Linked DNA regions of Homo sapiens: region 1 is linked to region 2. A link is a loop called in an ENCODE intact Hi-C map of the cell type or tissue named here. Cell type or tissue: endothelial cell of umbilical vein. All regions are shown on one strand. Each heading gives the region's core, and the rest is flanking DNA. Links, peaks and the distances in the headings are about the cores only. Region 1 has its middle 95 kb from the start of GPAT3. Region 2 has its middle 23 kb from the start of HPSE.

The links. A loop is a pair of places that touch in the nucleus more often than their neighbours do. Peaks named below come from ENCODE experiments on the same cell type or tissue, not always from the same donor. Only the 100,000 strongest peaks of a DNase experiment are listed, where the experiment ranks them.
Region 1: a loop joins it to region 2, with 5 times the contacts of the local background. A loop is called at or near these places in 19 of 110 quality-filtered maps.

Annotation. Positions count from the first base shown.
Region 1 is chr4:83,626,827-83,634,742 of GRCh38, reverse strand. No RefSeq gene overlaps it. Among named protein-coding and RNA genes, the nearest start is that of GPAT3, 95 kb to the right of the region's middle. RefSeq lists an enhancer at 4,233-4,527 and a cis regulatory region at 4,128-4,851. In endothelial cell of umbilical vein, for the core only: no CTCF peak of the experiment used is centred there; DNase peaks (open chromatin) are centred at 3,552 and 4,312; H3K27ac peaks cover 845 bases.
Region 2 is chr4:83,353,747-83,361,662 of GRCh38, reverse strand. No RefSeq gene overlaps it. Among named protein-coding and RNA genes, the nearest start is that of HPSE, 23 kb to the right of the region's middle. In endothelial cell of umbilical vein, for the core only: no CTCF peak of the experiment used is centred there; DNase peaks (open chromatin) are centred at 3,062, 4,262 and 5,052; H3K27ac peaks cover 2,557 bases.

The sequences.
Region 1 (7,916 bases), core at 1,492-6,491, 270 kb before region 2:
ATGACAAAACCCTGTCTCTACAAAAAAACACACACACACACACACAAAGTAGCCAGGCGTGGTTGTGTGCACCTATAGTCCTAGCTACTCAGGAGGCTGAGGTGGGAGGATTGCTTGAACCTGGGAGGTCAAGGCTGCAGTGAGCCATGATTGCACCACTGCACTCTCCAGCCTGGGTGGCAGAGTGAGGCCCTGTCTCAGAAAACCACACACACACACACACACACACACACACACACACACACACACAAACCACATGTTCTCACTTATAAGTGGAAGCTATACATGGGGTACTCGTGGACATAAAGATGAGAACAATAGACACCAGAGACTACTGGGCAGGGGAAGAATGGGGGAAGTAGGGGGGAGGGGATGGGTTTTAAAAACTACCTACTGGATACTGTGCTCACTATCTGTATGAATGACGGGATCATTTGCACCCCAAACCTCAGCATCACACAATATATCCATGTAACAAACCTGCCCATGTGCCTCCATATCTAAAATAAAAATTGAAAATATTAAAAACCCTTTAAGGAATAAAATACATTGTTATTAACTATTTTTTTAAAAAAAGAATTTCTACTTTTTTTTTTTTTTTTTTTTTTTTGAGACAAGCCCTCATTCTGTTGCCCTGATTGGAGTGCAGTGGCACTGTCACAGCTCAGGCTCACTGCAGCCTCTATCTTCCAAGCCCAAGGGATCCTCCCATCTCAGCCTCCAGAGTAGCTGGGACTACAAGCACCTGCCACCATGCCTGGTTACTTTCTGGTTTTTGGGTGTTTTTGTTTTTGTTTTTGTTTTTGTAGAGACAGGGTTTCACCATGTTTCCCAGGCTGGTAATTTTTTATTTTGTAGAGATGAGGTCTCCCTATGTTGCCCAGGCTGGTCTGGAACTCCTGGGCTCAAGCAATCTATCCTTCATGGCCACCCAATGTATTTCAATATATTTGGTTTCCTTTGTGATCTTATCTATTTTATGTTATGCATTGAAAAATATTTTTTCTGAGCCTGAGCCTCTGCACTCGGCCAAGAATCCCTGTTCTAAGGGAAGTCAATACAAGACTTTTAGCTAAATGACATGATCATATTTGTCTTTCATAAAGAGAACTCTGGAAACCTTCATAGAAATACCTAGAGTTGGGGGAAATTAACATGTCATACAAGGCTCTCTGCAGGCTGGCCTCCACATCCCTGTCCTGCCTCTTGTCCTGCCTTTCTCTCACTTGTATCTGACCTTCTGGACATCTGGGCTTCTCACTGTCTGCCATATGTTTCATGCTCTTGACCTCTCTGGGACTCTGAGCATGTTCCCTCTCCTCTGAATGATTTCCTCCCTCTTTCCTACAGCATGAGCTTCTTTAAAACCCAGCACACATCATCCTCTCTTTGGGGCTGCTTACTCCCTCTGTCATATTCCCATAGCCACAGCACCTTGAACGTAATCCAGAATAATACACAACACACGGAATCCCTTGTCATTCTAAGTACCTGTCTCCCAGCTAAGCTGTTGCTTCTACTGTCCTGGGGTCTGTCGGAATCATAGGCCAGCCCTCCTTGATCCATCTCCTCTCATGCTGGTTTTGTTGCTGACACAATTCATCCCCTCTTTCTTTGATTACCAAGACTCAGTTGCCACTGCATGCAGACATATCTTATCCCTGTCCCCTTTTGCTTCAGTCACCAAGCCCTAACGAGACAGCCTGGGTCCTCCTCATTCTGACTGCAAGGCACACCCACCCCAAGTTCTCTAGTCAGGGTCCCGGTCAATTTTATGCCCCTGTGGGGAACTCTTCTGTGCAGCTTCATGTGCAGGTGGGTGGATGGGCAGGGGGACATGCTGGCTACACCTGCCACACTACCACTTATGCCCTTCTTCAGCTGCACCATATTGGCAAGTGGGCTAGGATAGAAGGGCTTCTTGTCCTTCTGCCATGTTTATGCTCATTTCATAAATGAGTAAGTGGGACTTACAGAGGCCAGTTTACTGGCGCAAAGTCATGAAGCTACTAAATGGAAAGCCAGTTTTCAGCCTAATGGTATTTAAGGCCAGAGCCCAAGCTCCTAACATGGACCTACTATGTGTCAGACACCATGCCGTGGGCTGGGAATACAAGGAAAAATAAGATACAATAGCTGGTCCTGTGTTGCTGGGTCTGCTAATGATACAAACTACTATTTGTCTGCTGCTGCTGCCTGCAGTGATATTTCTGTGAGGTGAGAAACAATGATTTATCCTTTGAAATCTACTTGATAACTACTTACTCATCAGCAATGTTGTTTACTGCAAAGATCACAGGACTTAAGGTCTAAAGCTTCTGGTTCTAGCCTTCTCTGCTACCTATTAGTAATCAGTTCAGTATGGGCCTCCATTTCCAATCTGAAAAAGAATAAAATATGTGCACTGATAAGCTCACAGGGATATTGTGAATTTCAAGGACTTGAAAACGTAAGGCCAGGCTCAGCGGCTCACACCTGTAATCCCTTTTGCATCTCCACAAAAAATACAAAAATTAGCCAGGCATGATGGCACATGCCTGTAGTCTCAGCTTCTCGGGAGGCTGAGGTAGGAGGATCACTTGAGCCAGGGAAGTTGAAGCTGCAGTGAGCCACGATTGCACCACTGCATTCCAGCCTGGGTGACAGTAAGACCCTGTCTCAAAAAAAAAAAAAAGAAGAAGAAGAAGAAGAAGAAGAAAAAACAGACTTGAAAGCCTTCAATATAAGGTTGAGGATTATTGTTAATACCAATCTGAAGTCACATTGCATATTCTCCCACTAAGATTTTCAAACCTTTTCATAAATAGTTACAATCAGTTCATAATAATTTTTAAAAGTAAAGGGCAGTAGTGGTTCCTAGCAGGAAGGGGATGACAGCAGAAGCAAGGAACTGAGCAGATGAATACAATGCCATTGTTATTATTCTGGCTCTTGAGTTGATCAGTGGTTCCACAGGTGTCCAATTTATTAGTATGTTTGTTAACTTATATCTGTGTTATAAGTATTCTTTTTCATATATTAAATATTGAATAATAAGTGTTTGGATTTTTTATTTTAAAAGTAAGGCTTTATTGGGGGAAAAAAGCTGCAAAGCAAGAGATTAGAAATATGGAAACAATCTGCAGGGGAATTCTTGTGTTTGGGATTCTTGTATGAAGGGAACTTAAAACCACACAGATTTTATGGGTGGAGGGGAATGAAAGCAACACACTCTATCTATTAATTTTTAAAACTCAGATCCTACCAAATTTCAGCCTTAGAACAGAGTTTCACACCACTTTACACTGAAAAATCTATCCCTCTTTGAATTGTAGGAAATCATTTATTTCTTTTTCCAAAAAAGAACTCTCAGCTAGTCTAGAGAGATAACACATTTGTTGTAGCCATAAATTTATTTGGAAGAACAACTGGGCTTTACACAGGCCATCTGGAGAAGACAAATGTTTCATGGAAGCATGTGGGAAATTTCACTGACAACATATGTAGCTAAATGAACTGTCTTTGGCATCGCCGAAAGGAGAAAATTCCATTACACACAAGGAAGGTATTTCAACAATCACCTCAAAGTAAATATACATTAATCTACTAATTTAACTAAAACATATGTAAGGTGAAGCTATGCTTCTCTTCCATGTACTGACAGCTAAACATACAGCCTCTGCAGAGGAGGCATTTGGTTCAACTCCACAGGGACACCTTTGAAATCACTGTATTCATCTGCACATGTTTAAAGAAATGTGTCTTCCTGAAACTCCCCCTTCCTCTGCACACCTTCCACTCCCCTGAACCCTTGTGTGATGTCATGGAAATGTGGAAGAATATTAGGTAGGGAATCAAGAGAGATAGTCCTACCCCTGTCACTAATTTAGAGACCTCAAACCAGCCACATAGCCATTTCATATAGTTTTATCACCTATAAAATGAAGGAATAATTACTTCTCTAGTTACATCACAGGGGTTTTGTGAAGACACTATTAACACCTCATATTAGGATAATAGTTTACAATTTGATATGTGTTTTAAACAGATTGTTTCATTTATGTCACAACTTTATCCCCATTTGATAGATAAGAAAATTAATGCTACATAAGGGAAACAGTAATTGCTACAATAAACAAAACAGTCAGCACTTAACACAATAGGGTTATTTCCTGCTCATGTAACTGTGTACTGAGGGTGTTCCTGGTCAGGGTGCAGTTTTCCTCCACGAAGTAATTGAGCCCTGGCTCCTTCTGTCTTGTGGCCCCACCAGATCCTACAGCCTTGGAGTCTCCTGCCTCAAGCTGGCAGACAGGCAGAGAGGTTGGAGAAAGCACACCTACTTTTTAACAACCTCATGCTGGAAGTGACCCAAATGACTTTCACTTACATCTCACTGGTGAGAACAGTCAATGCCTCCACCCAGATGTGAGGGGTATTGCGAAATGTAGGCTATCGCTGGGTGGCTGCTTCCCAGTGATAAAGCTGTTCTGTGGAAGAGGAAGCATAACTTTATGGTGAACAGTTAATCACCTCTGCCATGACAAAGCAGTTATGCTATTAACTCAAGGCCGCACAACTAGTAGATAGTCTATTAGCTATCTATTTCTGCATAGCAAATTACCATGAACTAAGTAACTTAAAATAACACACAGTCTGAGCCAGGAGTCTGGACACGGTTTAGCTGGGTTCTCTGCTTCAGAGTCTCACAACGCTGTAGTCAAGGTGTTGGCCTGGGCTAAGTTCTCATCTGAAGGCTTGCCTGGAGAAGAATCCATTTTCCCACTCAAATGGTTCTTGGCAACATTAAGTTCCTTGCAGTTATAAGATTCATGACAGCTTTCTTCTTCAAAATCAGTAACGGAGATGGTAGAGGGGGTGAGGGAGCAAGAGGCTCTGGAGTGATATATAATATAATGAAATTTTAAGGGCAGCATCTCTTCACCTTTGCTATAGTCTACTGATTAGAAGTAATTCACAGGTCTGCCTACAAGCAAGAGAAGAGGATTATATAAAAACATAAACACCAGGAGAGGAATCATGGGGGCCACCTTAAAGTTTGCCCATCACAATAAAAAACTCAAACCCAGACTTTCTGACTACAAATCCAATGTCCTTTCCATTTAATCGTTTGTCCATCTTTGGACTCCACAGTTCTAATCTGTAAAATGAAGATAATATTTGCATATAACATACCCAGTTATTATGAGGAACAAATAAAATAGTGGATGTGAATTCACTCTATAAGCTGTAAACTACTCTGTAAATTTAATAGTTTTTTATTTTTATTTTATCCCCTTGCCTATGATGTTTCCCTACTCTTCCTGACCATCTAAATCCTATTCTTCCTTCAAGGACCATCTCAATGCTACCTCCTCCATGAAGCATGTGTATCATTCGGGATGAGGTTCAAATGATGGCTCAAATAATTTTGAAGCCAAAGCTGATAATACAAATCCACAAAATCACTGAGGATCAAGACATCTTCCAGATCTCTAACCTAGAGTGTGGTCTCTATTCTGAAGGCCCAAGATGGCTACTAGAGCTCCAACCATCACATTTCCAAACCAGACAGCTAAAAAGAAAAAATATTTTTTATAGATACTTCCCAAAAGTCCTACTTAAGACTTGGATTCAAGTCCTTTTGACAAGAACTAAGTCCCATTCCTATACCTGGTTGCAACAGAGCCTGAAAAATACAGTTTCTAGTTGGGTATGCTAATATCTTGAATAAATGTAGGGTTCTGTTACTAAGACAGAGGAAGAGAATGAATTTGGAGAGAGTAAATAGTCTCAGCCATAAGACGTTTTTTATTTATTTATTTATTTATTTTTGAGACAGAGTCTTGCTCTGTCACCCAGGCTGCAGTACAACGGTACAATCTCAGCTCACTACAACCTCCGCCTCCCAGGTTCAAACCATTCTCCTGCCTCAACCTCCTGAGTAGCTGGAACTACACGTGCACACCACCATGCCCAGCTAATTTTTGTATTTCTGGTAGAGTCGGAGTTTTACCATGTTGGCCAGGCTGGTCTCAAACTCCTGACCTCATGTGATCCACCCGCTCCGGCCTCCCAAAGTGCTAGGATCACAGGCATGAGCCACGGCACCAGGCCTCATAAGATGTTTTAGAAATATCAAGTATACACATCTACCTAGAGGACATGGGATAAATAGGAATATCAATGATTTGGAAATACATTTGTAGAGAGCCTAGAATTGCAAGCTAAGGAATTAGATTTCACTTGGTATCTAATAAGGAAAAGTAACATGGTGAAAGGGGTGAGTTAGGAAGCTGAATGTAACTGCGGCTTCAGGCTTAGGAATATTAGTTCTAAGACTGTTATGATCTAGCAAGAGATGAAAAGATCTGAATGTTACCTGAATAGGGATGACAGGGAAGAATGAAATTAGAGAGCTATTTTAAAGAAAAAAATCCAATTATATATAGATGGCAGGAGAGAGGACAAAGAAGCCAAGTTGGTGGAGAGAAAATGAGACAGGAAAACCTAAGGAGGTACCAGGTCAATAGAATAGGAGGAGCAAGGAGAACTCTGTGGCTGACTGCTAGAATTAAGGAAGGAAAATGATAGGCCTGGTAGCAAATTTGAGAGCCATAGCAGTGAAATATTTATAAGAGAAATCACTTAAGTGGCTCCATCTCCCACTACTTAGGCAAACCTTGGCTGGGCAAAACGCTCAGGCTCTGTGGAACTCAATTCTCCTCATTTGAAAATGGGAATAACGATCCCTACCTTGCAAGATGAGAGTTCCTGGTACGCAGAGTAAACAATGGCCATTACACCTAATTTTGCAACTGGAAGGGGGAATAGAGGCATACCTGGCACTTCACGGCATGCCCAGCTTTGTGGCCTAAACACATCCACCTGCTAAAGCAGCAAGTAGATGAAGTTCCTTTCTCTTCCAGAAAATTACATGAATCTACTAGCTTTAATATAATAAAAAGCCCAATCGTGGGGGATAAGCAAAAACTAACAAAAAGTTTCCTTATTTGAAGTCAGTGCTCTCGAAATGTCATCCACCTTTACCAGCCATCTGCCAATCTGAGACATGTGCATGCACCAGCCCGGGGCTGCATCCCACCCTACCCACCACTCCTCTTGAGGAACAGCAGTAGCCAGCCTCAGGAGCCAGCCTAACTCACCAGTTATGCCCCTGACCTGGCCCCATACCTCAAGAGGCTAGGGACAGCTAGTCCAAGACTAGAGAAAGGTCTGCAGATAACAGATCCTGCCCCAAGACCACACCAGCAGACAATCTGAGGTTGCCCCAGACAAGCCACCATACAGATAGGCAAGGCACCCAACGTGGAAAAACAACATTCATTCCTGCCCAGATAGCAGGTTGTTGGGAAAGGCTCTGCTTCAGTGAGCACTGATTAAATGAATGAATGAATATCCCTCAAGCTTGCATTAAGAAAGATGGGCTACAGAACAGATTTATCTGTGAAATATTTTGAACTGCTGCCAGCAGATCCACTCTCTTAATTTCATCCATAAATATAATGTGACAATAGCAGAACAAGATCCTCAGAATTGGAATTTATCAGAAAGTGTAGAGAAAGAAATTTAAACATGTAACCATGTAGCAATGCTTTGCAATTTCCCATTACAGAGAAAAGCTGCTAAGAGGACATTGTTTTACTTTGTTAGTAGAAGTTGAACTTCTGGCCTAAGACTTAGGTTTTATGAAAACCTAAGTTTTCATAAACTTAAAACTTTCCTAAAAATTTCAGTTTTTAGGAAAACTGAATTTTCCTTTAATGATGTAACCAATTACATGATAAGGCCACTTTAGAAGGAAATAATATCAGTACTAGGAAAGAAAATGCTTCTTGTTCCAAAGTAAATCTGTTAAGAATTCACAGATCTACTTGGAAATGCTACACTTAAAAAAAAAAAAAAGTCTAATTTGG
Region 2 (7,916 bases), core at 1,205-6,204:
CCATGACCTTCACATTTACAAAGTGGTGCTCTTTGCATATGAATATGTACACTTGCCCCTCCACATCAACAAAGCAGCTGACCTAATTCAACCAACTGCAGATCAAAAATATTAAGAAAAAGGCCAGGCGCGGTGGCTCATGCCTGTAACTCCAGCACTTTGGGAGGCCGAGGCAAGTGGATCACTTGAGGTCAGGAGTTCAAGACCAGCCTGGCCAACATGGTGAAAACCCGTCTCCACTAAAAATACAAAAATTAGCTGGGAGTGGTGGCATGCACCTGTAATCCTAGCTACTGGAAAAGCTGAGGCACAAGAATCACTTGAACCCAGGAGGCAGAGGTTACAGTGGGCCGAGATCATGCCACTCCAGCCTGGGCAACAGAGCAAGACTGTTTAAAAAAAAAAAAATCAAAATAACAATATATCAGTAAAAAAAATGCAAATGCAAATATAGTATAACAACTATTTACATAGCATTCAGATTGTATTAGGTATTATCTTTTTCCTTTCTTTCTTTTTTTAAATTTTTTTATTTTTGAGACAGGGTCTCTCTCAATTACCCAGTCTGGAGTACAGTGATACAATCATGGCTCATGGCAGCCTCGAACTCCTGGGCTCAAGGGATCCTCTAACCTCAGCCTCCTGAGAAGCTAGGACTACAGGTGCAAGCCAACACACACAGCTAATTTTTAAATGTTTTTGTAGACACAGGATCTGGTTTTGTTGCCCAGGTTGGTCTTGAACTCCTTGTCTGAAGTGATCCTCCTGCCTCAGCCTCCCAAAGTGCTGGGATTACAGGCATGAGCCATGGTGCCTGGCCTGTATTAGGAATTATAAGTAATTTACAGACAATTTAAAGCATGCAGGAGGATGTAGATAGGTTATATGCAAATACTACACCATTTTATATTAGGGATTTAAGCATCAGGGATTTTGGTATCCATGGGGGTCCTGGAACCAGTCCCCCCATGGATACTGTATTAGTCAGGGTCCTCTAGAGGGACAGAACTAATAGGATATATATATACGGGAATTTATTAAGTATTAACTCACATGATCACAATATCCCACAATAGGCCATCTGCACGCTGAGGAGAAAGGAGAGCCAGTCCGAGTCCCCAAACTGAAGAACATGGAGTCCGATGTTCGAGGGCAGGAAGCATCCAGCACGGGAGAAAGATGTAGACTGGGAGGCTAGGCCAGTCTCGTTTTTTCACATTTTTCGCCTGCTTTATATTCTAGCCACGCTGGCAACTGATTAGATGGTGCCCACCCAGATTAAAGGTGGGTCTGCCTTTCCCAGCTCGCTAACACAAATCTTTGGCAACACCCTCACAGACACACCCAGGATCAATACTTTGCATCCTTCATTCCAATCAAGTTGACACTCAGTATTAACCACCACGGATACTGAGGGAACCACTGTGTTCTCATATAGCAACTTAAAATAGCCCACATTAGCTCAGTGGCTTTAGTGTTTCCCTTATGCAAGCAAGATGATGTGGCTACTCTGAAAATAGTTATCAAAGTAACTAGAAAGTTAATTAATGAGATAAATAAAAACAGAACTCTAGATGTTGCTTGGTGGCTAAATCGTGCTCAGCATGCAAATTAGGCCATTTGAAAGGGGCATCCATTTATTCAGGCCACTAGGGCACCATTTAAGAAATTATTATTCCGGTAAATGAGGGTCAATGGGACCCTAGTGACCGAAAAATTTGAGGTTATTTCCAAAAGCACTAATTTGTACCCAGGGAGTACAAAGAAGAATCTGGGAGGAATAAATAGCTGGATAAATAATGCAAAAGCAGAGAGTCTGGGCCAAGGTGGAACCCTATTTGAAAGATCAGGTACTGATGGTAAGTTTTAAAGTGTCTTTTACAGAAAGATGATAATAGCAAATTGATTGACACAGTGCTTTGACATTTGGGTGTCAGTATTTAGGGCAGGTACCGTATGAATTCACAGATAAATTCACAGCTCAAGCTAAGTTTGAGTTTGGGACTGAAACCAAAAAATGGCAATGTGAGCTTTGGGCAAGAGGAGCAGGCTCCTATTCTCACACAGTTCCTGGTATCGATGCTTTCTGCAACCTGCCCTCCTCACTGCTTATCTAAAGCAGATCCACTGTGGCACATATATTGTTAGTGCAAGGGTTTTTTTTTTCCCTATGTCCACATGGGTGATTTTTGTGCACAGAAAGTTATTTTTATTTAAAAATTAACATTCAAATTGTTCAAAATCTAATTATTTCTTTAGCTTTCAAGAAGTCACAGTTGTTTTTTTGTTTTCTGTTTTTAGATGGGGGTCTCACTCTGCTGCCCAGGCTGGAGTGCAGTGGCATGATCATAGATTACTGCAGTCTTGACTTCAGGGACCCAAGTGATTCTCCCACCTCAGCCTCCCAAGTAGCTGGGACCACAGGCGTGCACCACCACGCCCAACTAATTACTTATTTTTTTTCATTTTTTTTGTAAATATGGAGTTTTCCTATGTTGCCTAGGCTGGTCTTGGACCCCTGGGCTCAAGCAGTCCTCCCACCTTGGCTCCCAAAGTGCTAGGATTATAGGCATGAGCCACTGCATTCAGTCAGAAGTCACGGTTTTAAAAACATGTAATACTCCTTATAAATCTAGACAATTTCAACACTTACTTTAAAGAACAAAGGTTAATTTAATTGAGTAAATTTCCTTAAATATTTCCAACTATATTTATACATTTAACATATTTGATTTTCCTTTCAAGTACTGCTTAAACAAAACTTTCCCATTTTCTTAGGTAAGTTAATATCTAATAAATTAAACCAATAATATTTCAACTTAAAATCATGAGCTAAATCAATTGCTCAATTACACACTTAAGAATTACAAAGCTAAAGTATTACTCTAATCGGCCAAATTCTCTTAAATGTTTCCATATCAAACATGTACAGTTTCTTTAACCCCAAAATATTCAAGTATAGGTGAAATTTCTGGTAAACATTCCTATACTTAATCCTCTCTGAGGTTGAAAGATGCTTACTCACCAAGGAAAAGATTATGTCATTCCACATTCTTGCAGAACAACCAGAGGTTTTAGCTAGGACATTAGGCCTGGACTGCAGACCTCCAGGATGGCTTTCCTCACAAGCCTGACCTAGGTTGAAGTCCCTTTTGTAATTTCTATAGTTTTTCATGCCATACCTTAAAAGGGGCATGGTCACTTACAGGGCTGACTTACTCAGAATTAGGCAGAAGGGCATAGTGTCTAGAGCCTACAATACTTACAGATGCCCACAAATGTGTTCTAATTTTTATTTCTTTTTAAATCAGGACAAAAATTAATAAAATAATAATGCACATATAACATTGAATCCATTTGGATTATGTTTATCTGTATACCAATGCAGTGCTAAAATATAATTTCTAATTCATTTTCCCACAAAGGCAAAAGTGCCCAGAGCCCATGAGAGTCATAATGTGGCCCTGGTCACTTAGCCCACATCCCTGAGTGTGAATCCTATCATGACCTAATTATTATTATTTTTTTTTTTTTTTTTTTTTTGAGACAGAGTCTAGCTCTGTCACCCAGCCTGGAGTGTAGTGGTGCAATCTCGGCTCACTGCAAGCTCCACCTCCCAGGTTCACGCCATTCTTCTGCCTCAGCCTCCCAAGTAGCTGGGATTACAGGCACCCGCCACCATGCCCAGCTATTTTTTTGTATTTTTAGTAGAGATGGGGTTTCACCATGTTAGCTAGGATGGTCTCGACCTCCTGACCTCGCGATCCACCCGCCTCAGCCTCCCAAAGTGCTGGGATTTCGTAAAGCAACTTACAGAACTCTGACACCCCACTTAGACTGGCCCATTGTGCCAATGCACTTTGCATTTCTTTGGCTCTGTAGATATTTATGTATCTGAATTCACAGAATTCTGAATTCTTTTTAAATTTTTGCTATCTTGAAGGGTATACAACCCTTATATATGTTAAAATGTTATCCAATTAGCAAAAAATTCAACAGTCATTTCATAAAGGAACCTATTCAAATGGCAAATAAGCACATAAAGAACATTATTAGTCATCATAGAAATGAAAAAGAAAACCACGATGAGGTGGATTATACACCCACCAGAATGGCTAAAATTTTAAAAACTGGCAACATGAAGTGTTGGTCTAATGGAACCACGAGAGCTCTCATACATTGTTCATGGGAGTGTAAAATGATACAACCACTTTGGAAAAACTTTTGGCAGTTTCATACCAATCCTATGACTCAGAAGTTCCACTCCTAGTTATTTACCCTTGAGAAATGAAAACATAGCTCTACAAAAAGAGTGAGATAAGAATGTTCTTAGCAGCTTTATTCATAATACCAAAACTTGTCAACAACCTCACATGCCCATCAATAGGAAAATAGATAAACAAGCTATGATATATTCACGCAATGGAAACTACTTAGAAAAAAATGAATAAACTCAGATACATTCAATAGCCTGAACTAATTTCAAAAAACACTGTGCTGAGTAAAAAGAACTTAACACAAAGAGTGTGTAACCTGTAATTCTTCTTCCTCTTCAAGTTCTAGAGCAAGCTAAACTAATTTATGATGGACAAAGTCAGAACAGTGCTTGCCTCTGGGTATGGGGGCGGGGATTTACTGGGAAAGGGCTTAAAGGGACTTTCTGGAGTGATAGACATTTGGATTTATGAATTTGTCAAAACTCATCCAATGTTACACTCAAGATTTGTATATTTTATTGTAGGTAAATTTTACCTAAAAGCAAAAAGAACCATAAACAAATGTCGAACTCTAGTTCATAATACGAATGTTGAAGTCTTTATTTTTTTTCTTTGCTTAGAGATAGGGTCTCACTCTATCACCCAGGCTGGAGTGCAGTGGTGCAATCATAGCTCACTCTAACCTTGAACTCCTAGGCTCAAGCAATCCTCCCACCTCAACCTCCCAAAGCGCTGAGATTATGATTACGGTCAGATGGAGCAAGAACCCTCTCTTAGTAGCCTGTGAGCCTCCAAACATGGAAATAAAGGAAAATTCTGAGTTCCTTCAAATGAAATTCCAGGCACTTAGCTAGCCCTGAGAAGTAAATAAGCAACCTGACAAGCAGAAGGTAACAGTAGCCTAAAACAATAGACGAGGAAGTTAGAGTCAGATGCTTGGTTCCTCTAGAGAAACTAAAGATAACAACTTTCTTTTTTGTTTCTTCTTTTTTTTTTTTTTTTTTTTTTTTTTTTTTTGAGACAGGGTCTCACGCTGTTGCCCAGGCTGGAGTGCAGTGGCACGATCTCAGCTCACTGCAATCTCCGCTTCCCAGGTTCAAGCGATTCTCCTGCCTCAGCCTCCCAAGTAGCTGGGATTACACGTGTGCACCACCAGGCCTGACTAGTTTTTGCATTTTTAGTAGAGATGGGGTTTTGCCATGTTGCCCAGGCTGGTCTTGAACTCCTGAGCTCAGGCAATCCACCTGCCTCCGCCTCCCAAAGTGCTGGGCCTGGCCCTAAATATAACATCTTAATATATATCCCTGAGTTGTTTTTCAGAAACCTGGATCTCCACCAAATGGATCCACTGACACATCGACCTCAGATAAGCAGGAACTGAAGACTGAACTCTGAGCACCGTTCTTTGTTCTAAATTTCTTCCTGAGGGGTCTGGAGGGAGTTGCACCCATAAGCCAGAGCTAACATTCTTTTCTGCTGATCCCAAATTTTTAAATAAAGCTTCCCTTCTGGCCAGGCACGGTGGCTCACTCCTGTAATTCCAGCACTTTGGGAGGCCGAGGAGGGCGGATTGCCTGAGCTCAGGAGTTAGAGACCAGCCTGGTCAACATGGCAAAACCCCATCTCTACCAAAAAATACAAAAATTAGCCGGGTGTGGTGGCGCACACCTGTAATCTCAGCTACTCAGGAGGCTGAGGCAGGATAATTGCTTCAACCCAGGAGGTGGAGGCTGCAGTGAGCCCAGATCGTGCCACTGCACTCCAGCCTGGGCGATACAGTGAGACTCCGTCCACCACTCCCACCCCGCCCCCCGAAAAACTTCCCTTCCTTAACCAATTGCAAATCAGAAAATCTTTGAATCTACCTCTGACCTCTAAGCCCCATCCACCCTTCAAGATATCCCACCCTTTTAAGGCAAAACCAGTGTGTTACCTTCACGTATTGAGTTACAATTTTGCCTATAACTTCTGCTTTCCTGAAATTTACCCCTGCCTTGAAAAACCCTTACTTTCAAGCCATCCAGGAGGTCAGGATTTAAGCATTAGCTGCCTGATCCTCCCTGAAAATAAATGTCTTCCTTACTTTTTTAAAATTTATTTTTTTAATATAGAGATAGAGGTCTTGCTATGTTGTCCAGGGTGGTCTCAAATGCCTGGCCTCAAGCGATCCTCCCACCTCAGCCTCCCAAAGTGCTAGGATTACAGGCATGAGCTACCACACCTGGCCCACATCTTCCTTTCTACTGCTGTAAAACCTCAGTGTGGATATCTGGTTTCACTGCTCCAGGCAAGTGAACCCCACTTTGGTTCCTTTTTTTCACCCTTTTTTGAGATAGGGTCCCATTCTGTCACCCAATCTGGAGTGCAGTGGCTCACTGCAGCCTCAACCCCCTGGGCTCAAGTGATCCTCCCACCTCAGCCTCACAAGTAGCTGGGACTACAATCACATGCCATCACGACCAGCTATTTTTTTTTTTTTCGGTAGAGACAGGGTCTTGCTATGTTGCCCAAGCTTGTCTCAAACTCCTGGGCTCAAATGATCCTGCTGCCTCGGCCTCCCAAAGGGTTGTGGTTACAGGTGTGAGCCACCACACCTGCCCCAAGTTCAGTTCTGTAACAACAGGCGTGAGCCACTGCACCTGGCCTGAATGTTGCGGTCTTTGAGGGTAAAGTATACTAAGGTCTACAGCTTATAGATATTCAAATATTTCAAAAAATAAGATAGTCAACAAATAATTTAAATAGATATTTCCCCCAAAGAAGAATGACCAATAAGCATATGAAAAGATCAGCATCATTTTTCACTAGGGAAATGTACATCAAAACCACAATAAGATATCAACTTGGTAAAAGAGTTCAGAACATAATGCACCAAAATATACCACTTTTGCATATTGATTATTTTGAACTAAAAGCACTTGAGTAACAGCAGATGTAGGAATTCTCTGATCTCCCCCCGCTTTTTTTTTTCACCAAATAGCAGATGATAAAGCTTCCTGTGAGAAAGTTGTCCTCCTTGTAGCAGGAAGAAAAGAACATTCTTATCAACAGAAACTAAGAGTTACCCTGAAAAGGATCTGTACAATTCTGAACATACTAAAATAGCTTTTATCTTCCACTAATTTACTCATATTTCCTAATCTCTATACCACAATTTACTGCTCTAGCCCGAGCCCCTTTGTCTTGTTACATCTCCACTAATTTAGTATTCTTTGTGGACAAAGGCATATAAGCTTTAGGGCCCAGTGGCTTCTTTGGGTCTTCATTACCCTTGTGAAGACTCCTATGTACATGTAAACATATTGAATGAACTTATATGCTTTTCTCCTATCGATCCATCTTATGTCAGTTTAAGTATTAGGCCCAGTCACAGAACCTAAGTAGGTAGAAGAAAATTTTTCCTTCCCTACGATGGATATAATTTAAAAAGACACACGATAATAAGTGTTGGTGAGGACGTGGAGAAAATAGAACCCTCATATATTGCTGATGGGATTATAACATGGTATAGTCACTGTAGAAAACAGGTTGATATTTCTTCAAAATGTTAAACGTAGAGTTATATGACTTGGCAATTCCACTCCTAGGTATATATCCAAAAGAATTGAAAATCTTGTACATGAATGTTCATAGGAGTATTACACATAATAGCCAAAGAGCAGAAGCAGCACAAATGTCCATCAACTGATAAATTGACAA